Regions from separate parts of the Homo sapiens genome. Here region 1 is linked to region 2. The links are chromatin loops, found by intact Hi-C in ENCODE. Cell type or tissue: spleen. All regions are shown on one strand. Each heading gives the region's core, and the rest is flanking DNA. Links, peaks and the distances in the headings are about the cores only. Region 1 overlaps SEZ6L (seizure related 6 homolog like). Region 2 has its middle 8.0 kb from the start of MIR6817.

Region 1 (15,467 bases), core at 4,478-12,477, 870 kb after region 2:
TGCAGCCAAGGAGACATAAAAGCGCCTAGAGTCAAAAAGAGGTGCATGTAAGTGCATCCTGATGTTCACCAGCTCTGTGGCCTCAGGCAGATTATTGAAGGTGCTGGTGCCTGCACCCACAATGGGATATTTTGTTCACTTTATCCCCAGTGTCTGGCACAAAGAAAGTGCTTGATAAATATCTGTTGAATGAAAGAGACGGTAAGGCTGGGCACAGTGGCTCATGCGTGTAATCCCAGCACTTTTGGAAGCCAAGATGGGAGGATCGCTTGAGCCCAGGAGTTCAAGACCAGCCTGGGCAACAAAGCAAGACCCCGTCTCTACAAATAATTTAAAAATTAGCCAGGCATGGTGGCTTGCAGCTGTGGTCCCAGCTACTTGAGAGGCTGAGGTGGGAGAATCACCTGAGCTCAGGTGTTGAGACCAGCTTGGGCAACATAGTGAGACCCTGTTTCTAAAAAGAGAGAGACAGAGAAGGTGGGTGTGTAAATTAATTAAATAATGTAAAAATTAAAATAACAGATAACATAAGGTTTCTGACACAAGATAGGCAGATAACCATAGCTAACACTACTTTTACCCCTACTATATCCCAGACTTTATGCTAAATACTGGCACACATTATCTCATTGATGATGATGATGATGATGATGATAAAGACCAACAGCTGACATTCATTGAGTACTTACAATGTGCCAGTCTTTACATGCTTTTTTTACCTATAGTAACTCATTTCACTCTCCAATGCAATATCAGTACCCTATGCAATATCTACATCACGTCAGTGTGACTACTCCTTTGTACAGATGAAGAAACTGAGGCTGAGAGAGATGAAACTGCTTGCCCAAGGTCACACAATTAGGATGTGGCCAAGTCAGGACTTGAACCCAGGTCTCTAAGACCAAAGCCAGTTTTTAACCACACACACACACACACACACACACACACACACACACAAACACACACACACACACAAACGGTAGGGAAGTGCTCCACATGAGAGAAATTCCGAGCTCCATCTTACAGAAGAAGAAACTGAGGCTCAAAGTGTTTCCTGCTCCCCGTTTCCTGGACATCTACTGCGAACATACATCCATCTCTGCAGGGAAAAAGTCTCAATCAGGCTCCAGCGTGCCTTCCTTTGCTCCTCTGCAGAGTTCCCAACATTGCTCCCTGTTTATGAGCCCCAGCACAGTTCTCTAACCAGGAAATAAAAGGGCCTAATAACAAACCCAGGTAACCATATGATTGATAGCTGCAGAACAGTCCTCTTCAGCTGCTGCCAACCTGTTCTGTGCTAAGTTAATTCCAAGCCCTAAAAATTAAGTGCCTTGTCCAGAGGCACTTCAGTTCTTCAAACAGAGATATAGCTGCTTTGGACTGTAAGAATTCTACCTGAGAGCCAGGAAAGGAGGAGAGAGATTCAGGAGTTGAGGACAACGTTAGCCCTGGGAGAATAGATTTCCAGATATCAGCAAAAATCACAGGAGAAATGGCCACGACAAAAATAAAACTGGCTGAACTCAGATCTTCTGGCCCATTAGCAAGAGGAGACAGGATTTCCCTGGAGCCAAAAGTTCGAAGGAATTAGAGAAGGAGCAGAAAATTTCATAGAGCCCAAATTCCATTATGTTGCAAATGAGGAAACTGAGGCCCAGAGATGGGAAGAGATTGCCCCAAGACCACTCTATCAGTCAGCTATTGCTGTATAACAAACCACCCCAAATTCACTGGCATAAAACAGCAGGCATGTATTTCTGTTCACGAGTCTAGAGATCAGCGTTGTGCTTCTGGTCTTAGCTGGGCTCGCAGGTGGGTCTATGGGCAGCCACTGGCCTTCTTCATGTATTTGGGGATGGGTTGGCTGTCGTGGTCTAGGTGGGCATAGACTGGGATTGACATAGACACGCATCTCTGCTCCATGTGCCTCTCATCCTCCAATTGCTAGCTTGGGCTTGTTCCCATGGTGATTGGCCAGAGTTTCAAGAAAGGAAGAAGATGCATTCAAGGCCTCTTGAGCCCACACTAGGAAGTGGCACAGCCGCACGTCTGCCATATCCTATGGCAAGCTACAAAGCAAGGGCCAACCCAGAGGTATGGTGTGGATACAGAGAGGGGCCAAGCTTTGGGATCATTTTTGCCCTCAAGCTACCATGACCATAGAAGAGTGGAGATTAGAACTCAGGTCTCCTGGTCCCAGCCCAAAGCTCCAAATGATATTACTGTGTACAATGATCCTATGAGATCTGAGCATCATTATCCCCATTTTACAGACGAGGAAACCGAGGCTCAGAGAGCTGAAGGAACTTGTGTAAAATCTCACAGCTAGGAAGAATAAGAGACAAGATTTGCACCTAGGGCTTGGTGCCTGGCATATAGAAGACTCAGAAAATGTTTCTTTCCCTACATGATGCTTTCAGCATGTGGGAGACACTCTGGAAAGATCTTGAATTCCTTCAGGGACAGGAAAAAGCCTTCACCTACAGTAAGAAGTCTTGGGTTCTAGTCTCAATTCTTTCACTGAGTGGCTGTGTGACCTTGGATAAAGTCACCCCACTTCTCTGGACCTCGGTTTCTTTCATCTTTCAAATGAAAATAACAATGGTACCCATCTCTTCGAGTTCTGAGATGATGAAATCATACCATGTGCAGAAGCACTTGGCAAGGGCTTAGTACATTACACACACTCAACAATTTAATTGGCAGCTGTGATGACGATTAATCCCTTCCATGGCCCATGGTCCTGTGTACAAACTGAGCTCCTTTGCACGATCACACACACCACACACACACACACACACACACACACATTGATCCCTCTGAGCTTGCAGTTTGAGTGTTACAGTAGGAATGAAGAGAATCCATACACAGGTCCTACCCAGGTATCCCACCTGACTGATTAGCTTCCTCTCCCCCACGATTTGCAGGGGATTGTGGTGGTAACTTGGAAACACAAGCACCAGGGTTAGGTCCTCCACCAACACATGCCCATGTTCTGCTCCTTGGCCACGCCACGCTCTTCTCGCCTTGGTGACTGCAAGAGCCTACTTGGGAGGGGACCTGCTGTCTGTCTGAGCTGGACATTGCCTTGTCGGTGCACCCCTACAAGCTCAAGGCATTCGAATGCAATTAGACCTGACATCTTAGGGAGACACGACTGCTTGTTTTACGAGTCCCTGACATGCGCTGTCCTCCTGAACTTACTATTCGACAAGTGTTTATTGAGCGCATACCATGTGGCTAGAGTTGCATCCAATTATCAGAGGTCTGGAGATGACAATCATCACTCACATGGATTACTGTGGTGCCAAAATACTCACGTGCCCTTACCTTTGTGCCAAGCTCTGTTCTGAGCACGTTACCTCTTAGTTAATTCTCAAAGCAACCTAGGAGAGTCACACGATTTGTTCTCCATGTAATAGATGAGGACAGTGATCCTCCTCCGAGGGGTGAAATGGCTTGCCACTTAGACCCAGGAGTGCCAGCCTCACACCCCTCATCACCCCTCAACCCTGCTTCACAGAGTAGAATCGACTTCATCCTGAAGGCAGCCAGCCTCCCTTGAGAGCTGAGCAGGCAAGCAGTGTAGTCAGACCTGCTGTTTAGACAGCACCCCTGGGAGGAAGGCAGAGGTGGGCCGAGGTGGCAGGAAGCCAGGCAGGAGGCAGAGGGGCAGCAGCATTGGCTTGGCATGGTCCTGTGATGGCCGAGGCCTGGGGAAGCCCCTGCAAACCCCTCTGGGGCCTTCCGGGGAGAAGCTGGGACAAGCCCTCCAGGTTTCAAAGTTCGTTTTTCTTGGAGGAGTTCCCACGCCAGGCGGGGACGGCCCCTGTGTGGAGTTTCCTGGGGGTGTTCTGGCCGCTCGGATTGGCCACGCCAGGGCTTTCGCCAGGGGAGGCCTTCGAGAATATGTGCACGATGCGGACGCAGAATGGCAGGAAGCGGCGACCCCAGCCACTGCCAGCTTCTGCTGGGAGAAGCTCTGTCAACTCTTCCTCCAGCAATGCAGAGCCCCGGCCCACCGCCCTCTGCACACGTGCGTGTCTGTGTGTGTGTGGCAGTATATACCACACACCACACACACACCACACACGCTATACACACCACACACCCTCACACACACCACACACACACACCACCCCACACATACCACACACACATGACACTACACACACCACACACACCCCCACACACACACCACACACATGCCACACATGCCACACCACATGACACTACACACACCATACACACACCACATACACACCACACACACACACGCACAAACCACACATATGACACTACACACACCACACACCATACACACACACCCCTCACACACACCACATGACACTACACACACCACACACGCCACACACCCCACGACACTACACACACACACCACACACCATACACACACCCCACACACACACCACATGACACGACACATGCCACACATGCCACACACACCACATGACACTAAACACACACCACACGCACCACATGACACACCACGCCCACACCACATGACACTACACACACCACACACACCCACACACACCACACGCACATGCGCCACACACTACACAAACACACATACTGCCACATACACATCCGACCTCACCAGCTGATCAAGCTTCCCTCAAGGTGAGCTCTCGCACCCTGACTTAGATGTCCCGGAATGTAGAAGGCCCTGGGTTCCACTCCGTGTTTTATAAACCTGGGGAAGCTTACATCCAGAAAAAGGAAGCAATGTGGGCAGTGCCACAGAGGAAATTCATGGAAGGGCCACAGATGCCATCTGGGGTCACCCCTAAGTCTGGAAAACTCAGGCCTCAGCAGCCTATTTCTAAAGCCTTGTATTCCCCAGATCAACCCCTTCCTTGCTATTGAGTGGGGAAATGGGGAAAGTGTGTGGGTCCAACCTTCTCCACAGAGGGAAGCATGCAGTGGCTTGGTCATGGCCATTGTTAATGGACTTTTTTACAATTTGTGGATTCTGCGATTTGCATCTGGGGAAACTGAGACCCGGGTTGGGAAGCCTCTTGTCCAGTCACAGGTCAGAAAGGTGGCAGCATAAGTGCCCTTTACTGAGGTCTCGTCACACCAGGATTTGTTGCCACGCCGCCCTTGCCCCTCAGCAGGGTGCCTAGTTCCTTATAAATAGTTTTTGTAATAGAGGAAAAATGCTCTTGTAGTGGAATTCCTGGCATTAATTGTTATTTACAGCTGTCAACAATATTATCCCCATTTTACAGGTGGGAACACTGAGGCTCAGAGAGGCTAATCTGCTTCAAGGTCCTGCAGCTAGAATTTGAACCTGTTCTCTTAATGCTGCCTCTTGTGCTGGAGGTGAAACACCAGGGTAGTTAAGGACAGCCGTCTTTGTAGGCAAAGCAGCCGGGGAGCTGTTGGGTTTTCCTGGTCATGGTGCTAGGTGTAAAACGTTATCGGTGACCTTGCCAGAGCCTCGCCCACTGCCTTCGGAAATGGCTCAGTCCAGAGATGTGGAAATGAGAAACTGCTTGAGCTGCCCGTGGGGCAGGCCCAGGGGGACGGCAGGCCGAGAGCAGGAATCTCTTTCCTACTCTTTTTCTCTTTGGGAATAAGAGGGAAATTGAGAAAAGGGAGAAAGGAGGAGGAGATGGAGAAAAGGAAGAAAAGAAGAAAGGCCATGGAAACTGGGAGCCTCTCTGAAGTCAGGGCTGGGTCTCATTCAGGCTGCAAACTCCAGGTCTGTGGCTCTCAGTCCTGGCTGCCCAGGAGAACCCCCTGGGAATGGGAGTTTTAAGTGACACTAATTCCCAGTCTCCACCCCCAGGGTTTCTGATGGCCTGATTTGTCTGGAGTACAACCTGGGATCAGGAGTTTTTAAACCTCCGCGGGGATTCTGAGGTGCGGCCAGGATTGAGAACCACGGGGCAGTGGGTTCACAGCCTGGAGTGGACAAGCGTTTTGGTGAATATTTTTGGAGAGAAACAGAGAGGAAGAGAGGGTGGAAGGAAAGGAAGAGAGAAGGAACAAAGAAGAGACTAAGGAAACAGGCTGGGCACGGTGGCTCAAACCTGTAATCCCAGCACTCTGGGAGGCCAAGGCAGGTGGATCATCTGAGGTCAAGAGTTCAAGACCAACCTGGTCAACATGGTGAAACCCGGTCTCTACTAAAACTGCAAAAATTAGCTGGGCTTGGTGGTGGGTGCCTGTAGTTCCAGCTACTCTGGAGGCTAAGGCAGGAGAATAGCTTGAACCCAGGAGGCGGAGGTTGCAGTGAGCCAAGATCATGCCATTGCACTCCAGCCTGGATGACAGAGTGAAACACCATCTTTAAAAAAAAAGAAAAAGAAAACTCATCATTTTTGTGTGTTTTAAGGTGTCCTATTAGGGAGCCAAAGATACTGGTTTTCTGTGTCCTCCCTGGAGCTGACATGGTTTCTTGGCCTGTCTGCCATTTTATCAAATTAAATTGAAAGCAAATTTAATTGGGTTTCACTGGGCCAAAGGCCCCTCGACAATTCTGTGTTGCTGAGAGGTGCCTGGCAAGGTTGTGCTGCATCTGAAATGAGCACAGAGGCCTTAGGACCTGGGTCTTTGGGGCTCAGTTTACTCCTCTATGGGATTCATAATGTTTTTTCTCTGACCACCTGACTGTGTGGGTGAGGGGATCAGATGAGAAAATAGATACAAAACAACTTTAAACATGTCCCTTCTAAGGCCTTCAAAAAAAACTATAAATATTTTATCAAAGTTTTATTGCATACAACGGAATTTACAGGTTTTGATTCTTGTTTTTCCTTTCTTTAGATCCTATGATTTATTTCATCACTATCTCTACTGTTCCATAAAGATCTTGCCTGAAGGGCAAGATAGTGTTTTCTTAGGAAAGTCACTTAATTCCTCTGAGCCTCAGTTTCCTCATCTGGAAAATGGACATAAATTTGCCGTCATTCCTTCATTTAAGTGAACTTTATTTCACCTGTGCCAAGCCCTGGGTGGGCTCCAGGGATTGGGGTGAAGACATGTGCCTTCAGGGAGCCGACACAGGCAGATGAAGGTTGCTGGTCTGTTGCTCAGGCTTTGTCTTCCAACGACGTCTGTTTGGATTCCGGCTCTGCTATATAACCAGCTGCTTGAGCTTAAGCGTGTTTCCTCACCTCTGGGCACCTCAGTTGGCTTATCTGTGAAATGGGTGTGAAGAGTCGTACTTACAGGGTTAGTCCGAGGATAAGATGAAATGGTGCATGTAAAGTGCCTTGAAAAGCCACTTGAAAACCTTAGCTAGTTATTACATAGCTGTAAATGCAGGGTGGACAGAGGGATCCTGAGGAATTAGCAAGGTGTTTTCTAGCAGAGAAGAGAGGAGAGGGCTTTCCAGGTAGAGAGACTAGCATGAGCTAAGGCATGAAAGATGGAGGCTTTAAGGGTCTAGGAGCTGCAAGGGGCTTGGTGTACTGGATGTTTGAGACAGCAAGAGATGGGCTGAGACCCAGCTGTGGACTTCCTGGGAGGTCAGGCTGAGAAACTGGACTTTAGTCTGTGGGCTAATTTTTGCGGTTTCCACAGTCCAATTCTATTACCAGCTACTTCTTTTTGTGTTACCGTTTTTGTTTTCCCGAAACTGCGTGTAAATTGGCTTGCCTTTTTCACTTGGCTTACTCCAGCCAAAATAATGTCCATGAAATTAGAAGTTTAATGTGCAAACCATATATTTATATATTTTTCTAATTTGCATTTAAAGAAATGCATAAACATTAGACATTTCAAAGTATGTTTGCCTACCTAAAATTGTCCTGTGAATGAGGCTCGAAAAAGCCTTTTAAAGGCAAGATTTCTAAGCCAAGGGTCAAATGTTTGTTTAGAAAGGAATAAGGAAAAGAAAGGTGGCTTGCTCATCATGTCTTTCTATGCCCTCTCCGGAATATTGACTCTAGCTCAATAGTTACCAACCTCACCTACCACCTGCTCCCCACATCCAGGCTCCTGATTGGTTGGGGTAAAAAGGGCACCTGCTGGGGAAGTCAGCCCATTCCATGCTTAGGCATACACTGCCCTCTGCAGGTGAGCAGCAGGATTACATAACCAGAGATGGGTTCGCTGGTCTGTGTCAGATTCTAATTTGCATTCTATCCTCACCTCTTCCACTCTCTAGACCCCAGTGAAAGCAATGAGGGTCCCTTAGGCTGTTTTTATCCTTTTTGAAGAGGTACTACATTCATACGATTCAAAATTCAAAAGTACAAAAAGGTCTACTGTGAAAATTGAGTTTCCCATCCTTCCCCAGCAAACAGCCCCCTCTCTGGCTCTCCTCCCTAGAGGCAATTACTTTCTTATGTATCTTACATATCCTTCCCCAGATCTTTCTAAATATTTCAAAAACCATAACAGAAAGCTTTTATCTATCAAAATTAAGCCACCCAGACTAAGTAACTAGATTAACACTGATTTTATTGCAAACTCTGTTATACCTGATCGATAATAACCATGAACAAAACACAAAGAACATTCGTTACCAAGAAATGTAAAATGTTAGGGAGACAAAATCTTTTTAAAACAAGAAGTCTGGGCCAGGCGTGGTGGCTCAAGCCTGTATCCCAGAACTTTGGGAGGCCAAGGCAGGTGGATCACCTGAGGTCAGGAGTTTGAGAACAGCCCAGCCAACATGGTGAAATGCTGTCTCCACTAAAAACACAAAAATTAGCCAGGCATGGTGGCACGTGCCTGTAATCCCAGTTACTTGGGAGGCTGAGGCAGGAGAATGGCTTAAACCCGGGGAGGGTGGAGGTTGCAACGAGCTGAGATCGTGCCACTGCACTCCAGCCCGGGCAACAGAGCAAGACTGTGTCTCAAAAAAGAATTTAATTTAATTTTTAAAAAACGATGTCTGTAATACAAAAATCACAGCTATATAGGAGGAATAGCTTCTAGTGTTCTATAACACTGTAGGGTGACGATAGTTAACAATAATTTGTTGTTCATTTTCAAACAGCTGGAAGAGAGGATTTTCAATGTTTTTTTTTTTTTTTTTTTTGAGACAGGGTCTCGCTCTGTTGCCCAGGCTGGAGTGCAGTGGCGCGATCTCGGCTCACTGCAACCTCCTTCTCTCAGGTTCAAGCAATTCTCCTACCTCAGCCTCCCGAGTAGCTGGGACTACAAGTGCATGCCACCATGCCCAGCTTATTTTTGTACTTTTTGTAGAGATGGGATTTCACCATATTGGCCAAGCTGGTCTTGAACTCCTGACCTCAGGTTATTCACTCACCTCGGCCTCCCAAAGTGCTGGGATTAAAGGTGTGAGCCACTGCACCCAGTCCAGATTTTTTTTTTTTAGACAGCATCTCACTGTGTCACCCATGCTGGAGTACAGTGGTGCAATCAAAGCTTACTGCAGCCTCAACCTCCAGTGCTCAAGTGATCTTCCCACCTCAGCCTCCTGAGTAGCTGGGACCACAGGCATGTGCCACCGTGCCCGGCTAATGTTTTTATTTTTTATAGAGATGGGGGTTTCACTATATTGCCCAGGCAGGTCTTGAACTCCTGAACTCAAGTGATCCTCCAGCCTTGGCCTCCCAAAATGCTGGGATTACAAGCATGAACCATCATGCCCAGCTGTTCTGAATATTTAATTTGTGTTTTTTTATTCATGTTTTCTGACACAAGACTCAATCGGAACACACTTCTTGAAAACGTGTGTATGTGGCTTTCATGGGCTGTTGTATAAAATGGTGGTTCAGATCTCAAGCTTTGGCATCAAAAGACGTAGGTTTGAATCTTGACCTTCCTGGTTGAGCCTCAGTTTCCTTATCTGTATAATGGAGCAAGTCTTACTTTGTGAGGTTGTTTGAATGCTTGATACTTGGCGGACAGCACTGTTGTTATTCAAAAGCTAAATGTGGGTCCTGTGAAATGCTTTCCCATTCAAAAGCTATCCAATGGGACCAGTGTTTCCACTGCCCTGAGAAAGGGAGGATTTAAAGAAGCAGCCAGAAGTGGTAACACTAAATGGCATGTCCACAAATGGCTGCTCAGGCCCTTGAAGGGGCTGCAGAATGTGCCCAGAGCAGGGTCAAGGTGGGGAAGGAGAGGAGGCTAGACAAGCTGGACAAGCCAGCGGGTTGGCTTTGGAGTGGCCTCTCAGGCATGCAGGGTGTCAGGTGGCATTGGACTTGACTCTAGTGACCTACATATCCAAGAAGGATCAAGGCATGGCCAACAAGAAGCCCTAGAGGCAGGCGGGGCAGAAATCCCTTGAGGCAGCCTCCCTCTGATACCAAAGTTTTCAACTTAACCCTGGGGAGCATGCTGAAAGCAGCCAGGGCACTGGCTGAGAGGAGTCCCCTTCCCAAGGTTGGAGCAGGGAAGAGTCCAGTCGGGGTTAGGGTCCTAGGTAGGAATTGGGGTCAAAGCCACAGTCTACTCTGTGCAAGATCTGAGCCCGAAACCTGGCCCTATGCCCTGAGCTGGCACTGATTCACCCGAGACACACACTCAGCATGGTGCTGAGCACTAGGGATACAGCCAGCAGTGAGTGAGACATGGGAGGGCCTCAGGGAGCTCCTGATCTGCAGCAGATGAGCATCCCCAGACCAATGGGGCCCCAAGTAATGACTGAGCTCCATAAGGAGGGTGAGCACAAGGGCTGCAGGCCAGACCAGGAGGGGATGCTGGGGGCTCTGTGCAATAGTGAATCATGGAAGGCTGAAACTAAGGGGTGGGTAGGAGTTTCCCAGGTGGAGAATTCAGAGCACAGGGAAGGGAATGTGAAAAGTCCCAGAGGTCACCAAGAGCATCGTGCTTTGGAAAGACTGATGAGCAATGCAGTCTGGTTGGAGGTAAAACAATGGCTTGGAAGAGAGAGAGTCAGAAATGAGGCGGCAGGGACGGGGCAGGCGGCAATGCAAAAGATAGACCTATAGAGCCTTGAGACTAGGGTTAAAAGTTGGCACTCTATCCTAAGATGTTTCTTTTTTTTAATTGAGGTGAAATTCATACAACATACAATTAGTCATTTTAACATATACAATATATATATCTACATATGTGATACATTTACAATATTGTGCAACCAACACTTGTATCTAGTGCCAAAACATTTCCATCACCCCAAAAACAAATTCCATACCGATTAAGCAATTGTTCCGCATTCTTCTCCTCACCCCCTAACCCTTGATAACCACCCATCTGCCTTCTTTCTCTGTGGATTTCCCTATTCTGGATATTCCTTATAAATGGAGTGATTCAACAGGTGGCTTTTCGTGGCTGGCTTCTTTCACTGCATGTCATGTTTCCGAGGTTCACCTGTGCTGCGGCGTGGGCCAGTGCTGCATTCCTTTTTATGGCTGAATAATAACTCCGCTGCACAAATAGACCGTATTTTGCTTATTCATTGATCTGTTGAGGGAGCAGATCTGATTTACCTTCTGGAAAGATTCATCTGGCTGCTAAGGGGAGGAGTATCAGGGCCAGGTGAGGATGAAGTCAGGAAACCACCGAGGTGCTGTCCAACTGCCCAAGAGAAAGGTGATGATGGTCTGAGGATAGCCTGCGACAGTGACCAAGAAGAAAGAGGTGGATGTAGAGGGGGAGATGGGAGCTGAGATCTTCTGCCAGGAGCTCACACTTTGTGCCTGTGGAAAGCCTTTCACTCTGGCACCTGAGAAGGGCCAGAGTGGGCAGGGTCTGGTCTTGGGAAGCTTTGTGGTCCTACAGGATCCTCCCAGAAGGGATCCTGCCACTCCCAGTCACAGTCAGACCAAGCCTGCCTGCCTGCCAGCATCTCTCCATCTCCCCTTCATCCTGGAGTCAAACTGCCATCCCGTTTTCCTAGCGCCTCCTTGGATCGTATCTAGCTGACATCTCAATTCAGACCTCAGCGGAAAACCACACTCTGCCCTGTGGCTCTCCCTGCAGTGAACTCAACACATTTTCATCTCGGTTGCTTACAAAGGTCCGATTCCAGGGATGCTAGATGCACTTGGTAAATACATGGATGAGCAAGTGAAAATGTAAGCTCCTCTTTGCATTGAGGGGAAAAAACTAAATTGCCAAACTCTGTGTACATAATTGGAACCAGTCTGTCAAAAAAGATTCAGAAGAATGAGGCAGAGAGTAACTTGATTATTTCTCCCAGTGACCCTTCAGGCACATCCTATATTATTTTTTTCCTCTGGGTGAAAGCTGCGTTTTCATAGGTCTTCTGGTCACAATAAGTGCAGTCCAGTCTGAAAATCTTATAACCCTAAGTATCATTCATTTTGAAACTTCATCCCTCCCTCAACTGTGCTCCTCTGGCTGGGAATTTTGCAAAGGGCATGGGAGGTAAGGGAATAGGAGACTCTAACTTGGCTACACTGTTATGTTATAGAATATATAGAATGCTGATTTTTTTTCTGTCTTTAATAGGATATTAAATGTGTGAAAGTCTCCTGAGCACAGCTGCTCTTAACTTTCCCTTTTGCTGGGGTTCTATCACCCTTTCAGTAGGAAGCCACTTTTAAGGAGACCTATAGTTGGCTTCTGCCTGCAAGGTTCACAACTAGACCCAGGAAACATAGATCATATCCCTACTGTCATCAGTGATGGGATGCTCACTGTCAATATCTGCTTTTATTCTCCTTGCTCTGACCAGAGGCAGGCAGGCATCCCCAGTCTGATTTTATCATTTCTTTTGGTGAGCATCAAATCCAGCTACTGTTATCCAAGCCACAAAAGAAAGACACCTGCCAAGTCACCAAGAGTTCCCTTGAAGCCCTCCTCACTAGGCTTAATGTGAGGGTGATACACATTCGACCCTCCCTCCTATGATGCCCCACAGTGACCACTCCCCTCAAGGCAGTCCTTCCTGCCAGCCTCCTCAATGGCCAGTGCCTTCTTTTCCTTCTCTTATATAAGCTAGAGGTGGGAAGAAGGGCTCAGACTGGAATAGCTGCATCGATGTTAGTAGATGATGCCATTGGTACTCTGTCTAAGCCGTGCAATACTTGCCACCATGTGCCCATAATGACTTCCTACTGCAAGGCCCTTCCCACTTCTCCAGCATTTCTCTGATGCCATGTGGTCACATGGGCAAGCCAGAAGTTCTAGGGACTCAACACATCCAGGAGCATCCCTCAGTCAATAAAGGATGGAAACTGGAGGATAAATACCCCAGCTCCTTCTCCCTATGGATGTGTTCTGCACCATCTCTAAAATTCCTGCAGGACTGAACCCAAAATGCACAGTGAAACCTGCTCATCAATCCCCTCTTCGTTGAGTCCTTCCCTTCTTCTTGTCTCATTTCCCCACCAGTGCTGCCTAGGATGGCCTCCCAGACAAGCCAGACTTCAAAAGGCATTTGTATGTTTGCTTGATCTCTGCATCTGGAGAATCCAAATGCAATCAACAGCCAAGTATCTCTCTTTGGAAAGTGGAAATCCACTGCACCTATTGTCTTGTTCTTAGCTTAGGGAGACACTGCTAAAATTTCAGAACAACAGAAGAAATTGCATTTAATGGTCTGTTGCACACCGTTTACAATGTGCATTTATATAAGTCATGGTTTCTCGAGTTTAGCCCTGTTGACATTTTGGACTAGATACTTTTTTGGGTTGAGGGGCTGTCTTGTGCACTGTAGTATGTTTAACAGCATCCCTGGCCTCCACTCACCCATGGTACCCACCTAGTTAGGAAAAATATGTTTCCAGACATTGCCAAATGTCACCTGTGAGGAAAACTGCCCCTAGTTGAAAACCACTGACATAAATCATCTGATGTCATTTGGCATAAACAGAAATCCAAAGAAGGATGATGGTGGTGATGATGATGATGACGATAGTGATGATGGTGATGGTAACGATGATGATGCCAAAAATGAAAGTGGAATATAACAACATAACATTCAAATGACATCACCGAGCTTGCCCAGGTGCTAATGCTGAAGCTGGAATTTGAATCCAGACCTTCTGCCTGCCTCACCTCATCCCCAGAGCTCATGACATAGACGAGGAATATTAAGGCTGATTCACAGACAAGAAATTTCAGAAAAATCACATGCCTTCCATGAAAGTGACAAAGCTGAGAATCAAACCAAAGCTTTCTGATTTCCAAGCCAGTGTGCTCTTCCCTGCACATTGCTCCATCCTATTTTATGGAGAACAAAGAGTTGCCGTATGGTTTTAAAATGAAAGCTATTTTCACCCTTGAAGATGCTGCTACTGCGTTTTGGCCATTTAAGTGAAAGAATAAAGCCAAGATGTGCATTGTCTGTAAACTACTGTTACCAGCGGATCAGCTGTGAAGTCGGCTTAAGGAATATATCTGCCATCTACCATGTTTCACACTAGTCTAATCCGGCACTTTCATGAACAATTGATGTTTTCATGGTACGTAGAGCTAAAGAGGCCCTCCCCTACTACAGGTCCAAAGCTGACATCAGTCCCACTATTTTTGCTGTCAAGTAGACTCTCTGGGAGGCTCTTTCATACCTTAGCATTTATTGAGCACCTACTGTGTGCAAGAACAAGTGGCAACTCCAGAATTTCAATACAGCAGGGGTTTAGGGGCTTCAATCTGGTTAAAAACTGTCAGGGGGGTAGGAGGAGTCTGGGGATTTTGTCTTGAAGACATGTGTGCAAAGCAAGCAGGTAGCTTTTATTTGAAGATGTTTTGGGAGTAGCATAGGGGAAACTGGTGAAAATTATGGCGGCAATCAAAATCTTCCTAAGCCACCCCTTGGAGCAACTTTACATGAGGAACTACGAGAGGTATGGTGGAAGGTATTGGGGTGAATAAAATACAATCCCTGCCCTCCCAGAAGCAAACTTTCAATACCTTTCTTTGTGTTTCTGTTGTTTTGTTCTGACCACCTGAAACACCAACATGGGTAGTTGCCACCTCACCTCCCAACTCCCGGACTAGCAGCAAACACCACTGTTGGCCATTGGATGAAGCTATCAGCAGGGAGGGCCACTGTCAGTCTGCATCAGTTTCAGGAACTCTGCTCAGGGCCATTTCCCAGAACACCTCTCCTCTGGCATTGAATTGCTCAGTCATACAGTTCCCGTATAAAACCCTTCAGTGTCTCCCCGTCTCCTGCAAGATGATGTCCAAAAGTTGAAGCTTGGCTCTTTAAGCCCTTCATGATCTAATCCCTGCAGAACTCTGCAGGCTTCTATGCCTATCCCCATACCCCAGGCACACTGACCACTGGAAAAATTCTTTCAGGAACCATGGTCTTACTCCTTTCTTCCCTCTGCCTTCTCCCCATCATTCATTGTTTTCTTTTGTTTTGTTTTGTTTTGTGAGATGAGTTCTTGCTCTATTGCCCAGGCTGGAGTACAGTGGCACAATCATAGCTCACTGTAGCCTCAAACTTCTGGGCTCAAGCAATCCTCCTGCCTCAGCCTCCTGAGAAGCTAGGACTACAGAGGTGCACCACCACACCAAAAAAAAAAAATTTTTTTTGAGACAGGGTCTCGCTTCTTTGCCCAGGCTGGAGT
Region 2 (15,467 bases), core at 3,197-11,196:
TGCCACCTTGGAGCAGGAGGTCCTGGGACCAGGAAGGAGCCCGCCCCTCTAGCATTGTGCCCCTTCTGATTGGTGAGGAACCTCCTCACTGGGTGACCTTGCAAAAGTCATTTTACTTCCCTGAGCCTCAGTTTCTTCATCTGTAAAATGGGCATATTGGTATCTACTGTCCTGAGGTTCCAATGTGCTTATTAGCTTGAGGGTTGTCACACTGCAACTCCAGAAGGCTCCAATCACAAGACTATGAAATGCTCCAGAGGGCACTATTCACATTCTATTTTAGGTGGTTGGTGCCCGCCCCCCGCGCCCAAGGGTTGGGCAACTCCCGTCATTGCTCAATAACCAATAGCCATCAGAAATACTACAAGAAATTATGAGTTTGGGGCTGGAGGAGAAGGTGGTTTAGCTCTTCTTCAAGACTCGTGCCAGTGTGAGTTTTCAGTGCTTCTGAGATCCTGATTCTTACTAGTGTGTGAGAGTGTCAACTCTCAGGAAGGGGACAGGGCCCATCACTGCTCAGTTACACTCTCAAACCCTCCAAGCCCAGTCTAGCTCCTCCCAGGACCTACTGGAAGGTTGGAGAACACTGGACTTTGCACCCCACAGACCTGGGTTCCCAAGTTGGCTGTGCTGCTCCCAGCTGTGTGGCCTTGAGCACGTCATTTGACCTCTCTGTGCCGCACTTTCCTCATCTGCTAAATGGCATAAGAGGATTTTATGTCTGAGGGATAAGGGTTTTATGTGTAAAGGATGAGATGAGATAACTAAGGAAAATGTCATAGGGACAGGAGGATGGGAAGAGATGTAGAAATGAAGAAAAATCAAAGTATCTCAGGTGCCTATTAGAGGCACAGTTAGCCTGTGCATGTGTGTGTGTACATGTGTGGGTGTGCATGTGTGTGCACGTGTGTGTGTGCAAGTGTGCACGTGTGTGCACACATGTGTGGGTGTGCATGTGTGTGTACATGTGTGGGTGTGCACGTGTGCGCGCGCGTGTGTGTGTGCAAGTGTGCGTGTGTGCCTGTATGTGTGCACGCTTGTGTGGGTGTGCGTGTGTGTGTATGTGTGGGTGTTCATATGTGGGTGGGTAGGTAGATCGTAGCCACCATTTATAAAAGAGAAACTTGAGGAGGAAAAAATGACATTTCAGAATCAAACATTCCCCAAAGTGTTGCAGAGTGTCTGTTACATGAAAATGGCCCAGTAGAAACTTAACAAACGGCTGTGATCCAACAGCAGTGGTCATAGACACGTAGTGGGTGCATTGGGAAGAGAGTGATGTGTGGGACATGCTGATCCCAACTCTGGGGCATGAGCATGGGGTGGGAAGGCCAACCCTGGGCCCCCTCACCCATACTCACTTCCCCCCATCCTCTGCCAATAGGACAGCCAAGAGCACAAGATCATCCTCTATGAAAACCCCAACTTCACCGGGAAGAAGATGGAAATCATAGATGACGATGTACCCAGCTTCCACGCCCATGGCTACCAGGAGAAGGTGTCATCTGTGTGGGTGCGGAGTGGCATGTAAGTGCATTGCCAGCCCTGGCTCACCCTGCCCCAGGAACTGAGACTCTGGGGTCCTAAGTCCTGCTCTGCCCTGTACACACTGGTGATCTTGCACACATCAATGTGCTCTGCTGACCTCTGGCTTCCCACTGGAAAGTAAATGGGAATTCTCTGCCCATAGGTGGCTTACAGCCGCTGAATTTCTTTCTAGAGCTGCCTTTGGGGAAATGGTATGCCTTTGGAGTGGAGAAACCTTGGCCTTAACCTCAGCCCCAGTGAGCAAGACATGTATGTCAGAGGGGCAAGTTGAGGCAGAGGGAGGATTAGGTTGAGGCAGGAGGGAAGGAATGAGTTGAGTAGTCTGAAAGCTATGAGAAGCAGGAGGACCAGCCCATGCTGCCTTTGACCACTTGTGTCCCTAAGTTTGGGAACAGGAGGTGTCATTTTCCACTGAATCGAAGTTCCTGGGCACATCGACCCTGGCCATCAGCAGTGAGGGATTTCTCATGGTAAAAAATTTGGATTCCATGGGGGTCCACAGATGAGCTTTGGGCAGCGGTGTGCTGGAAATAGCTTATACCAGCTTGTAAGAACTGACTTTTTTTTTTTTTTTAATTGAGACGGAGGCGCGCACTTTCGCCCTGGCTGGAGTGCAGTGGAATGATCTTGGCTCACTGCAACCTCCGCCTCCCAGGTTCAAGCGATTCTCCTGCCTTATCCTCCCAAGTAGCTGGGATTACAGGTGCCCACCACCAAGCTCAGCTGATTTTTTGCATTTTTAGTAGAGACAGGGTTTCACTGTGTTGGCCAGGTTAGTTTTAAACTCCTGACCTCATGACCTGCCTGCCTCGGCCTCCCAAAGTGCAGGGATTACAGGCATGAGCCACTGTGCCTGACCTGGAACTGACTCTTAAATTTTCAGAATTTGTGTGAACTGGTTGACTAATCATTGGTAGCTTGAAACCAGCCACAGGGTGCATTTACAGCATAGAAATCAGCAAGTGCTGCTAATTAAGGCTCTTTCCCCACAACAGAACCAATTTAGCCAAACATACTGGCTTCTTGGGGTTTGTGAAACTCCTAAAATAGTGTGCAAAGTTCTGTGCTCCTATTCCCCTTCATTCCCTCATTCATTCATTCATTCATTCAATCTGTCAGTGCTGCCATATGCCAGGCATTGTGTTAGGTGCCCAGGGTGAAGGAGATTAAAGAGATCTGGCTTCTGCCCTGTGTAGCCAACAGTCTAGAAGGGGCAACTGTTAATACTTTAAGAATCCACATGAATCTAAGCTACTTCCTTGGAGAAAAGATTCTTGAGCTGAGATCTCAAGGAACAGTAGGAATTGCAGGGGTAAAGAGGCCAAGGAAGAGCATCCCAGACAACGAGAGCAGCATGTGCAAAGGCCCTGTGGTGTGTGTGTGGGGAGCCTGATAGGTCTGAGAAACTCTACAAAGGCCATGGTGGCTGGAATGCAGAGATGTGGAAGCATAAGAATGAGAAGTAGAGCTGGAGGTGTTCACAGAGACTGGCCAGGCAGATCCTTGCAGGCCAGGCCTGTGTGACATTTTCTGGAGAGAAGACCAGCACTTTCATTAAGTAGCCCCTGGAACCTCTTTGATCAGAAGGCCCCTGGAACCTCCCCCAACTCTTCTTTGACTTTGCAGCCAGGCTTGGAGGTGGGATAAGACTGGAGGGAGATGGTTCAAAGGCCTGGCTTATTCTAAGCTTCAGTGAGCTTAAGATATCACCCCCTTGCTCTGACCCCAGTACAGTATAGTACAGGCCTTCAGTCAAAATTTGCTTCAGGAGGCAGTGAGCTCCCCGTCAAGAGAAGGAAGAAAGCAGAGGCTCAATGCTGGAAGGGTGGGGTGGAAAGGGTGTCCTGCTTACCCTTGGGAAGTGGCAATGGTTGGGAGGCTTCACCCTTCCTAGTGGCTTATGGATGCTCTATCTCTCTCCCCTCACCTCTCTCTCTGTCTGCTTCTCTTCCTGTCCCCCTGGTTCACCCTCCCCTCCCCTCTGGCCCTGCAGGTGGGTTGGCTACTAGTACCCTGGCTACCGTGGGCTGCAGTACCTGCTGGAGAAGGGAGACTACAAGGACAGCAGCGACTTTGGGGCCCGTCACCCTCAGGTACAGTCCGTGCGCTGCATCCACGACATGCAGGGGCACCAATGTGGTGCCTTCCACCCCTCCAACTAGTGCCCACCCCACCATGCCTCCTTCCCAGGACCCAGGTCTGCTGCCCAGGAACCCTCCAGACCTCCCAGAGAGTGAATGAAGTGTGACTTGCAACTTGTCTGCTGTGGGTCTTTGATCTCCCCTGGCAGCTGGTGTGTGTGTGTGTGTGTGTGTGTGTGCGTGCGTGTGTGTGATAGAAATGAGAATTGGCAAGTATCTGGGCTATGAGTAGGGCAACAGAACCCTTACTGAGTCTTACGGTTCTGCAGCTTCTTAGCTCTTAACTGTGTGACCTTGGACACAGTGCCCAACCTCTCTGAGCCTTTGTTTCTTCACCTGACTTGCAATTCCCTTGCCTCTGAGTGTCTGGCTGGTCTCGAACCCCTGAACTTGTGATCTGCCTGCCTCAGCCTCCCAAAATGCTGGGATTACAGGCGTGAGCCACTGCACCTGGCCAAACTTGAAGAAATTATTTCTAATCCCCGGTCACAAAGAAATTCCCTAATAGATTTTTTTCTCTAAACTTTTTAAACATTTGCTGTTCACATTTGCGTTCTTAATCCTTCTGGAGCTGATTCTTGTATATAGTGTATGGTAGAGATTCAGTTTTTTTTTCTTTTTGGAAGTCCAGTGTCTTAAATCATTCATGAAGGAGTCCATTTCCTGCACTGTGGTGCAATGTCGCCTTGCTGATCTATCCCCTTCCCCACAGGTGGGGTGATTTTATGGGCTGTCTTTTCTGTTCCTGTAGTCTGTGTATCCCTGCACTCTTGCCAGATTATGTTAATGACTATTGCTTTGTAGTCAGTGTTGAGGTCCCTAAAACAGGGGCCCTCCACCCCTGGGCCTCCCGGGCCTCCCGTGGCCTGGAATGGGGGCTCCACAGCAGGAGGTGGGGATTACAGCCTGAGCCCCGCCTCCCGTCAGACCAGCGGCAGTATTAGATTCTCATAGGGGTGCAAACCCTATTGTGAACTGCACATGGAAAGGATCTAGGTTGCATGCTCCAATGAGAATCTAATGTCCCCTGCCCACAGCCCGTGAAAAATTGTCTTCCACAAAATCAATCCCTGGTGCCAAAACATTTGGCCCTATAACATGATTCTTCAGGAATGTTTTAGGTATTCTTGCCCTTTTAGGACTCCATTTAGAAGCATCCCCTCACATTTGGAAAAGTGGAAAACCTTGTTGAATGAGCTGAAGTGGTTAAAATGATTATCATAAAGGTAGAAACCAGTAAGTGCTCCATATACACCATGGAATACTATGCAGCCATAAAAAAATGAGTTCATGTCCTTTGCAGGGACATGGATGAAGCTGGAAACCATCATTCTCAGCAAACTAACACAGAAGCAGAAAACCAAACACCACATGTTCTCACTCATAAGTGGGAGTTGAACAGTGAGAACACATGGACACAAGGAGGGGAACATCACACACCGAGGCCTGTCAGGGAGTGGGGGACAAGAGGGAGAGAGAGCATTGGGACAAATACCAAATGCATGCACGGCTTAAAACCTAGATGACAGGTTGATGGGTGCAGCAAACCACCATGGCACATGTATACCTGTGTAACAAACCTGCACGTTCTGCACATGTATCCCAGAACTTATAATAAAAAAGAAACCAGTAAGTGCTCAATAAATGTTACTAACATCTATTTCTTCATTCATTCTTCAACCATTACCCACTGAGTGCCTATTTGGATACTTGGCTTAGTACCTGGGTGATGAAATAATCTACAGCAAACCCCCATGGCATGAGTTTATAACAAACCTGCACATGTATCCCCGAACTTAAAAGTTAAAAAAACAGAATCTGCACAAGTCTAAGCTACTTCCTTGAGGAAAAGACTCGAGCTGAGATCTCAAAGAAGAGTAGAAGTTGCAGGGGTAAAGAGGCCAAAGAAGAGTGTCTCAGATGAGAGCGGCACGTGCAAAGGCCCTGTGGTGGGAGGAGCCTGGTAGCTCTGAGAAACTCCACAAAGGCACGGTGGTGGCTGGAATGCAGAGATGTGGGGGCACATTGAAAACCTTGTTAAAGTGCTTAAAATGATTATCATAAAGGTAGAAACTAATAAGTGCTAAATAAATGTTATTCTCGTCCGTTTCTCCATTGATTCTTCAATCAATACCTATTGAGTGCCTGTTTCACTCCTGGAACTGGGCAGAGTAGGAATACAAAGTAAGACAGATTCCCTGCCCCTAGAAGCTCTCACTGTGGGGGGATTGTAATAGTTTGAGAGTAGAGCAATGGTGATTATTATGGGTTGAATGAGAACCCCCCAAATTCATATGCTGAAATCCTAATCCTCAATACCTTAGAGAATGTGACCTTATTTGGAAACTGGGTCATTGCAAGTGCAATTTTTTTTTTAAGTGATAGGGTCTCACTCTGTTGTCCACGCTGGAGTGTGGTGGCACAATCATAGCTCACTGCAGCCTCCAACTCCTGGGCTTTCAAGTGATCCTGTTGCCTCAGCCTCTGGAGAAGCTGAGACCGCAGGCGTGTGTGACCACACCTGGCTATTTTTTTTTTTTTTTTAATTTCATGTAGAGATTGGGGGGTGGGGGGTGGACTCCCTGTGTTTTCCAGGCTGGTCTCAAACTCCTGGCCTCAAGCAATCCTCCCATCTTTGCCTCCCAAAGTGCTGTGACTGCAGGTGTGAGCTACCATGCCCGGCCAAATGTAATTAGTTATTTTAAGAGTAGATCACACTGGAGTAGTGTGGGCCTAATGGAACGTGACTGGTGTCTATGAAAACGGGAAACTTGGAGACAGGCACGCACACAGGGAGAATGTCATGTGAAGATGATGCTGGGGTGATGTTTCTGCAAGGCAAAGAGTGCCGGAGACTGCGGGCCACCCACCAGAAGCTAGGAGAGAAACACGGAGCAGATTCTCTCTCGCAGCCCCCAGAGGGACCCCACCCTGCCAAAGCCTTGACCTCGGACTTCTAGCCTTCCTGGGGACTTCCTAGAGAATGCCCAGTCCTTCCTCCCTCTTCCTCCCCCTTCTGCGTGGGGAGTGCTCTGCGTGTCATCCCTACTCACCTCTCCTCGGGGCCTACAGTTACCTCCTCTCCTGTCTCCGCAGGACCCAGCCAACCCTTTCTTCCCGTCCCCAAGGCTCCACTTCCCCCTGCAGCCACCAGGTGTCAGCAAAGCATCATCCTTGGGGCTCATGGCCGGGTGGCCTGAGCTGCGCAGGCCCTGTAGGAGCCTTGGGTTTCAGGGGAACTAGTTCTTGGTGTTGGAGAGCCGGACTCAGCAGCCAGACTAGTCCCTGGGAAGTGGATTGGAGTCTGGCAGAAACAGGTAGGAAGCCACAGGGCAGCCCTAAGAGAGGCAGTGGAAACAGCCCCAAGTCAGGCAGTGGAGCCAGAGGCCCCTGGAGTCAGGCAGGACTAGAGTCAAGTCCCAGATCTCCTACTCATTGACCCTGTGACGGCAGGCAAATGACCTTACCTCTCTGAGACTCTCTTTCCTCATCTGACCAAGGGCCATACGGGGGTTTTTATTCCATTGGTAATTCTCAGACACCTGGTCACCGAGCTGACACGAAGTAGTTGCTCAATAAATGACACCCTAGTTGCCTTTTCGCTCTTCATTCATTCATTGAATAGTGATTGGGGAATCTCTCCCACGCTGCCACTGCTCCATGTACCAGAGACACAAAGCAAAGGAGCCTGCCTGTCAAGCCTACCTTGTCACCTGTTGCCAGGAAGTCCTGCTCCCTCCTAGGGCAGCCCCTGGTTAGTGGAGCTGAGAGAACCCAAGATGCTGAGCCGTGGGGTGTGCATGAGAACCGGGAGGGAGGTTTTATGAAAATCAGGTACAGGTGCAGCCCCAGGCCAGGTCAGCTCAGAGGGGGTGGCGGGGTTGCGGGGGGCGGAGCGCAGGCAGGTGAAACTGGAGGAAATTGGAGATACAGCGGGAGGGAGGGGGAAAAGGTAAAACCTCTCACCACCTCCTCAACGCTTATGAAGGTCTGAAGCTTGCTTACTAATAATTTTAAACCCAAACTCAGACATCAGCCAATACTAAATGTTTGCAAGGATTGGGGAACAAAAACTCTGAAGCGCTTCTGCAGTGATGTAAATTGGTGCCATCACTTTGCAAAAATTAGAATTTGACAGATTCTAGTAATGTTGAAGATGCAGAAATCTGGAGACCCAGCTATTTCTTCACTGGGTGTTTACCCTGGAAAATCTCTCCCACATCTGTACCAGGAGATAGGTACAGGATGCTCAGAACAGCATTGTCTGTGCTAGCAAAAAACTGGAAATAACCTACATGTCCATGAGAAGGGGAATGAGTAAATAATCAGCATGCAATAATATCATCATGCCACAGACAAAAGGGATACACAACACCTTACATATTCAACATGGGCATATCTCAGAAACATTCCCGGAGGTAAAACAAAACAAACAAAAAAAACAGGCAAGTTACAGAACAATGTTTGATATTTATAAGAATTTTTTAAAACATCTGTAGTGAGGGATCAGTTTTTGTATTTTACCTTTTTTGATACCTTATGGACTGAAAAGTTAGTAGAATATATAAAAATGAATTACCAGAAATGAAAATGAAAAATACAACAATCATCCCCAATTTAAAATTTTTATATTAACAGTTAAAACAGACTGTCAAATTATTAAAAGTCTTTTTTTTTTTTAAGAGACGGGGCGGGAGCGGGGGGGGGTCTCACTGTGTTGCCCAGGCTGGTCTTGAACCCCTGGCCTCAAGAGATCTTCCTGCCTCAGCCTCCCAAAGTGCTGGGATTACAGGGGTGAGTCCACCATGCCCAGCCAAAAGTTTCTAAAGTCTTAGTCTCTCTTTAGTCTCTCTCTCATTTTTTTTGAGACAGAGTTTTGCTCTTGTTGCCCAGGCTGGAGTGCAATGGCACGATCTCGGCTCACCACAACCTCCGCCTTCCAGGTTCAAGCGATTTTCCTGACTCAGCATGTAATCCCAGCTAATTTTGTATTTTCAGTGGAGATGGGGTTTCTTCATATTGGTCAGGCTGGTCTTGAACTCCCGACCTCAGGTGATCCACCCACCTCGGCCTCCCAAAGTGCAGGGATTACAGGCGTGAGCCACCGTGCCTGGCCTCTAAAGTCTTACTCTCAATTTCTGTGTTTATCTCATCGCAGATTGGTAACAAACAATTACCACCGACCAGACTTTGAGTAGGTGTTGGCGAACTTTTTCTGTAAAGAACTGGGTAGTAAATATTTCACATTTTGGGGGGCAGTATGGTCTCTGGCAACTACTCAACCCTGCTGGCATCACGTAGAAGCAGCAGTAGGTAAATGAATGGGTGTGGCTGTACCTCTGTAAAACTTTATGAACGCTGAAATTTGAATTTCATTGTCATGTATTACACAGATTTTTTATTACTTTTTACATTTTAAAATATATTGATATTTTGGGGTAGATGTGATATTTTGATACACGTATACAATATATAATGATCAAGTCAGGGTAATCAGGATACCCATCCCCTCAAACATTTATCTTTTATCTTTTCTTTGTGTTGGGGACATTGCCCAACACAATTTTCCTCTTCTGGATATTTTGAAATCTGTAAGACGTTATTGTTAACTATAATTTCCCTGCTGTACTATTGAATACAAGAACTTTTTTTTTTTAGGCAGGGTCTCACTCTGTCACCCAGGCTGGAGTGCAGTAGCGTAATCTTGGCTCACTGCAACCTCCGCCTCCTGGGCCCAAGCAATCCTCCCACCTCAGCCTCCTGAGTAGCTGGGATTACAGGCACGTGCCACCATGCCTGGCTAATTTTTGTATTTTTTGTAGAGACAGCATCTTGCCATATTGCCCAGGCTGGTCTCAAACTCCTGAGCTCAAGCGATCCACCTGCCCCTGCCTCCCAAAGTGCTGAGATTACAGGCATCAGCCACAGTGCCCGGCCTGAATACAAGAACTTATTTCTTCTATCTAAGTGTATTTCTGTACCATTATCCAACTTCTCTTTCATCCTTCCCTCCCCACCTTCCCTTCCCAGCCTCTGGTAATCACCAATCTACTCTCTACCTCCATGAGATCCACTTTTTAAACTCCCACATATGAGTGAGAACACATGAGTTTCTTCCTTTGATTTTTCCCCAACCATTTAAAAATGTAAAAACTATTTGTATTTTATGGGTTGTATAAAATGAAGTATCGGCCAGGTTTGTCCTACAAGCCATGGCTTGCTGACCTTTCCTTCAGCTTATCCAGCAATAGACATAAATCAACGTAATGTTTGTTTTTTCAGAAAGATTTAACATAGCTGCTATCCAATTTTCTTTTTTAAACGAAATGCTAATGATTTTGATACATGAGTTACATAACTTTTTTGAAGTATGCACATAGAAAAGACTGGAAAACATGCCAGATTATTAAAAAATGTTGAGTTTGTGGTATGGGCCATTTAGGCAATTGTTGCCATTTGCTTTGTGCTTTTCTGTATTTTTTTTTTAATTTCCAGGAAGTTTCTCTTTTCATCATCATGAGTCCTCGAAGGGTGCTGTGTTCTGTCCCTCTCACTCCTGACTGGCAGTGACTCTAAAAAATGCCCCACCCGTGGGGAGGCCTTGGAAAGTAGAAGTGGAGATGCAGTCACTGATCTCGGGAGAAGCTGAAAACACAGTCATCAGCCCTAGGAGAGGGGTTTTCTGCACTTCCTTGGCCATCGCTGGCCTCTGGGGTGTTTCAAGTTTTTCTGGAAAACAGGATCATTCTGTGGAGTGAGTCTCAGGACCTTGACATGGGAGGAACAAAACTTTTCTTGCTTTTTTGGTGCACCCTGGGCTGAAATAAGAAAACCACTAGGGGTGAGTCTTCAAAGCAAAGACAACCCAGGTGAGCGGAGTGGTGGGGTTTTAAAAAAACACAGGTGGAGAGGAGCACGTTCTCTCTCTCAGATAAGATCTCAACCAGTGGGGAGAACCATGCGTGCTCAGGATGGGATGCCTGCCTCAGAATCCCCTGGAATATGGATTTCCACTCCACCCATCTTCTGCTACAGCAATGGAATTGGTTTCTATCAAGGTGGGACTGAGGTGCTGGGCAGGTTGACCATCACCTCCCAAGTGATGAAGCAGCTGGCTGGGGATGTGGATGGGAAGGAGCTCAGAGGCTGCCCCAAGCTCCTCCCAGCACGAAGCTGAAAACCAGACCCTTCTGCCCCTAAGAGGCTGTCGAGGGCTTCCTGTCTCCCCTTGTGAGAAAAGAGACTCAGTGAAGCAGGGCTCATATTAGTGAATCTCCAAAGGTATTCCCAGCTTCCCTGAAGCCGCGGTTCTCAGTGTGTGAACCACAAACCAGCATCACTGGCATCACCTGGGGTCTTGTTAGAAATGCAAGTTCCGATCAGGAGCCTTGGTTCAGGCCTATAATCCCAACACTTTGGGAAACTGAGGTGGGAGGATCGCTTGAGGCCGGGAATTCGAGACCAGCCAGGACAACATGGTAAGACCCCATCTCTATAAAAAATAAAAAATTAGCTGGGCATGGTGGTGCACAACTGTAGTCCTAGCTACTCAGGAGGCTGAGGTGGGAGGATCACTTGAGCCTAGGAGTTCAAGGCTGCAGTGAGCTATGATCACGCCATTGCACTCCAGCCTGGGCAAAAGAGTGAGAACGGGTCTCAATAAATAAATAAAAAGAAATGCAAGTTCTCAGTCCTACCCTAGACCTACTGAATCACAATTTGGGAGGGAGGGGTGTCCCAACTGTAAACCCAAGTTTGAGAACCATTGCTTTGCCAAGATAGGGTCTTGCTATGTTGTCCAGGCTGATCTTGAACTCCTGGGCTCAAGTGATCCTCCTGTCTCAGCCTCCCAAAGTGCTGGGATTATGGGTGTGAGCCATTGCACTTGGCTACCATTGCCTTTGGGTTTTGTATTTCTTTAAACTGTTCGCCTTTCTGCATCTTTCATGAAAATAGGTGGGTGATATGTTCCTTTTCCAAGACCAGTTTATAGTTAATGCTGTTTCTTCATAAAGTTGTTATTCTTTTTTTCACTAAAGAAGGCAACTTTGAGTGGATTGGGCTTAAATTTTCTTTCTCTCCATTAATCCAGGAATTAGGAAACATCAACCAGGTGGCTCACGCTGCCATTTCCTGAGATAGCAGTTTCTGTCAAAAAGATTGGTCCACATATTGGCCAAATCCTCCTTTTCTTCCAGGCATACTTTATATTCATCATTATTATATATTCAGGAGGCAAACTATATTCTTCTTTTTAGAGATAGGGTCTCACTCTTGCCCAGGTTGGAGAGCAGTGGTGCCATCACAGCTCACTGAGCCCTGATCTCCTGAGCTCAGGTGATCCTCCTGGCTCAGCCTCCCATGTAGCTGGGACTACAGGTGTGCACCATCATGCCCGGATAATTTTTTATTTTTATTTTTTGTAGAGGTGGGGTCTCGCTGTGTTGCCCAGACTAGTCTCAAACTCCTGGGCTCAGCTCAAGCAATCTTCCCGTCTCGGTCTCCCAAAGCACTGGGATTATAGGTATGAGCCACGGCCCCCAGCCTTCAATTTTTCTTTAATGTTGGTTTCCCTGTTAGAATGAAAGCTCAGTGAAGCACATCTTGTTCACAATTGCATTACCACCACCGCGTACCATGACAGGCTCACAGGAGGCATTTATTAAGTGATTGCTGGCTGATGTCCTCACGCTTCCACCTATGACCACCTGTGGCTTATTCCCATTTTCTAGGGGAGCCCCTGAGGCTCAGAAAGGGGGAGATGATTTGCTCAAGGCCATGCTGGTGGAAAATGAAAAAGCTGGGTTTGAACCCAGGGCTCTATCCCACCCATGGTGGTCAACCTCTCTGGCTTTTCTTGCACCACGGCACTCCAAAACCTCCTCCACCCATGCTGGAGGCCTCTCTCCTGGCTGCCCATGGTCACTGCACAGCCCTGTGCACAGAGCCTGTCTCTGGTGCTGGGCTGGAGGGAGTTGAAGTTTTTGAAGCTTCCAGTACTGGAAATGTTGGTGGTGAGCAGGGCACCCTGACCCCGGCTTTAAAAATAGGAAGCCTGAAATAGCTCTTTCTGGGCCTCCCCTTTGCTGTGGCCTTTGAAGCCCCGAGTGTGCAGGGCTGAGAGTCCCTGCGTCCTGTGGCTGCCCTGGACAGGCTCTGCGAGGAATCCAGGCTGGAAGCCAGGCCCAGGTGGGAGCCACAGTCCACCACAATAGTGGCTTCCTAAAACCAAATCTTTGCTCCCCATCTCGAGCAGGGGAGTTGATTGGTGATGGCCGCGGGCATCTGGGAGCCTTGGCAGGGCAGCCCTGAAGGAGATCCCAAAAGAAGGGTGTATGAGTTCTTCATGCAGTTCTCCTGAACTTCCATCACCCATCTGAGCTAATGAATTTCTGTTAAATTCACACACTTCTCACCAATCCCCTGATCCAGGCCCGCATCCTCTCTTGTTCACACAACCCCAGCAGCACTTCTCACAGGTCTGTCTGCACTCCCTCTGTCCCCCTACAAATCCCATGCAGAAGTCAGAGGGATCTCAAAATGCAAATCTGATCATGAGACCCTCCTGCTTAAACCTGCCATGGCTCCCCTTCACCCTCTGGATACAAATCCTAATTACTAACTCACAAGACCTGTGTGGACCAGCCCTTGCTTTGTCTCTTTAGCTTCCTACCATGTATATAAACTTTTTTTTCTGTCCTGTGTACCCTTGATGAGTCCTCCAGCCACAGGACTCTGGCATATGCTGTTTTCTTTTCCTGAAACATATTTTCCCCCAGTTTGCCTAATTATTCCTATTATTATTATTATTATTATTATTATTATTATTAGAGACGGAATCTTGCTCTGTCATCCAGGCTGGAGTGAAGTGGCATGATCTTGGCTCACTGCAACCTCCACCTCCCAGGTTCAAGTGATTCTCTTGTCTCAACCTCCCAAGTAGCTGGGATTACAGGTGCACACCACCATGCCCGGCTAATTTTGTTTTAGTAGAGGCAGGGTTTCACCATGTTGGCCAGGCTGGTCTCTAACTCCTGACAGATCAAGTGATCTGCCTGCCTCGGCCTCCCAAACTGCTGGGATTACAGGCGTGAGCCACCACACCTGACGTAATTATCCCCCTTATGCAGGCTTCGAATCTCGGCCCAGCGTCCTCCCTGGCTTCTATGGCCAGGCCAATCTTCTGATGTGCTATTTTCTGCTTTGCTCACCTCTCTTTGGAAGCCCTAATCACACATGTTGCTCTATATGTATTTATTTAGTTCTTTGATTTCATTTCCATCTCTTTTCCTAGGCTCTATGAGGGCAAGGGCCACGCCTGATTTTGCATTCAATATATCCACAGAGCACAGTATATAGTTGAGGCTTGATAGGTATTTATTGAATGAATGAAAGATCAAATGAATGAATGAGTAGTCAAACCCAGAGACTAGGACTTGACCAACAGGAAAGACTCCTTAGAATTAGTCACTTCCAAGCACGAAGCCATGGAGACACCTGTCATTGTAATGAAAATCAAGCACTCGGATAAAAAGCTTGTCTTGTTCTCTCAACATGTGCCGATTTCTTCATCTGAAAACAACTCTCATTGTTCAGGCACAAATGCTTCCCTCTCCTCGAGTTAGTGACCACCCCCATTCCTCCCTTCCAGAGCACAGACTCCAGAATCTGTTACAGTAACTCTTCAGAACTGCGTGTTTTAACCAACCTTGTCTCAACATTCTCATCTGGAAACAGGGTGCATGTGGCTTGCTTGGCAGGAGATGTGGCCTACAAAGTGATGAATCCATAGCCTGGTGCCCAGCTGCTGCATAAAAACATAATTTCTCCATTTTTAAACTTGTAATGCTTCCTTCTACCTTGGGTACTACCAGAACACTCCAAGCATCTCAGTCTAGAGAGTGTAAAGGAAAGTATCCAATAAATGCTTTCATTCTAGGCAGGGCTACTCATTCTCAACTTCACCGCTTTTTTTTTTTTTTTTTTTTTGCGACAGGGTCTCACATCACCCAGGCTGGGGTACAGTGGCACCATCAGGGTTCACTGCAGCCTCAACCTCCCTGGGCTCAGGTGATCCTCCTGCCTCAGCCTCCTGAGTCTCTGAGACCACAGATGCACCGCCACACCTCGCTAACTTTTTTATTTTTTGTAGAGATGGTGTTTCTCCATGTTGCCCAGGCTCATCTCGAATTCCTGAGCTCAAGCGATCTGCCCTCCTCGGCTTCGCAATCAACTTTACTCCTCTTGATGTGTGGTGGGGGCTGCCCTGTGCACTGCAGGATATTAACTGCACCCCCCGGCCTCTACCAGCCAGTTGACCAGTAGCAACCCCCAACACTTGATGACCAAAAATGTATACAAACATTGCCAAGTGTCTCCTGGGAGCAAAATCACCCCAGGTTGAAAACTGTAGGGAATTACAGATATTCATACTAGGGATAAGGACATTTCCAAAGAGGATAGTGGATGGGGTCACTAATGGGATTTCCAGCAGGATTGCAGACAGGGAGGTGAAAATTTAGGACAAATCATGCAAAGTAGGTGTTTGCCTCCACCTTCTACATGAGACAGACTCAGATAAACGGTCAGGGATGAAGGGGATGAAGTCTCCCATTTTATAGATGGGGAAGTAGAGGTCCACAGGGAAGAACTTTGTTATCTGGCAAGCAGTGAGACCTGGGTGCCTAAAACACACCTGTACAAATGCATATGCATGTAGTATGTGCATATGTATTAGATAAATATTTGACATGTATTATATGTAGCAACTCTATTAGA

The links. A loop is a pair of places that touch in the nucleus more often than their neighbours do. Peaks named below come from ENCODE experiments on the same cell type or tissue, not always from the same donor. Only the 100,000 strongest peaks of a DNase experiment are listed, where the experiment ranks them.
Region 1: a loop joins it to region 2, with 6 times the contacts of the local background. A loop is called at or near these places in 16 of 110 quality-filtered maps.

Annotation. Positions count from the first base shown.
Region 1 is chr22:26,323,146-26,338,612 of GRCh38, forward strand. All of the region lies in intron 9 of SEZ6L (seizure related 6 homolog like), which reads left to right. Among named protein-coding and RNA genes, the nearest start is that of SEZ6L-AS1, 84 kb to the left of the region's middle. In spleen, for the core only: CTCF peaks have their summits at 8,065 (motif pointing left) and 8,264; no DNase peak of the experiment used is centred there; H3K27me3 peaks cover 3,308 bases.
Region 2 is chr22:25,455,875-25,471,341 of GRCh38, forward strand. It overlaps the pseudogene CRYBB2P1. Among named protein-coding and RNA genes, the nearest start is that of MIR6817, 8.0 kb to the left of the region's middle. In spleen, for the core only: CTCF peaks have their summits at 6,815 (motif pointing right) and 7,029; a DNase peak (open chromatin) is centred at 6,837; H3K27ac peaks cover 769 bases.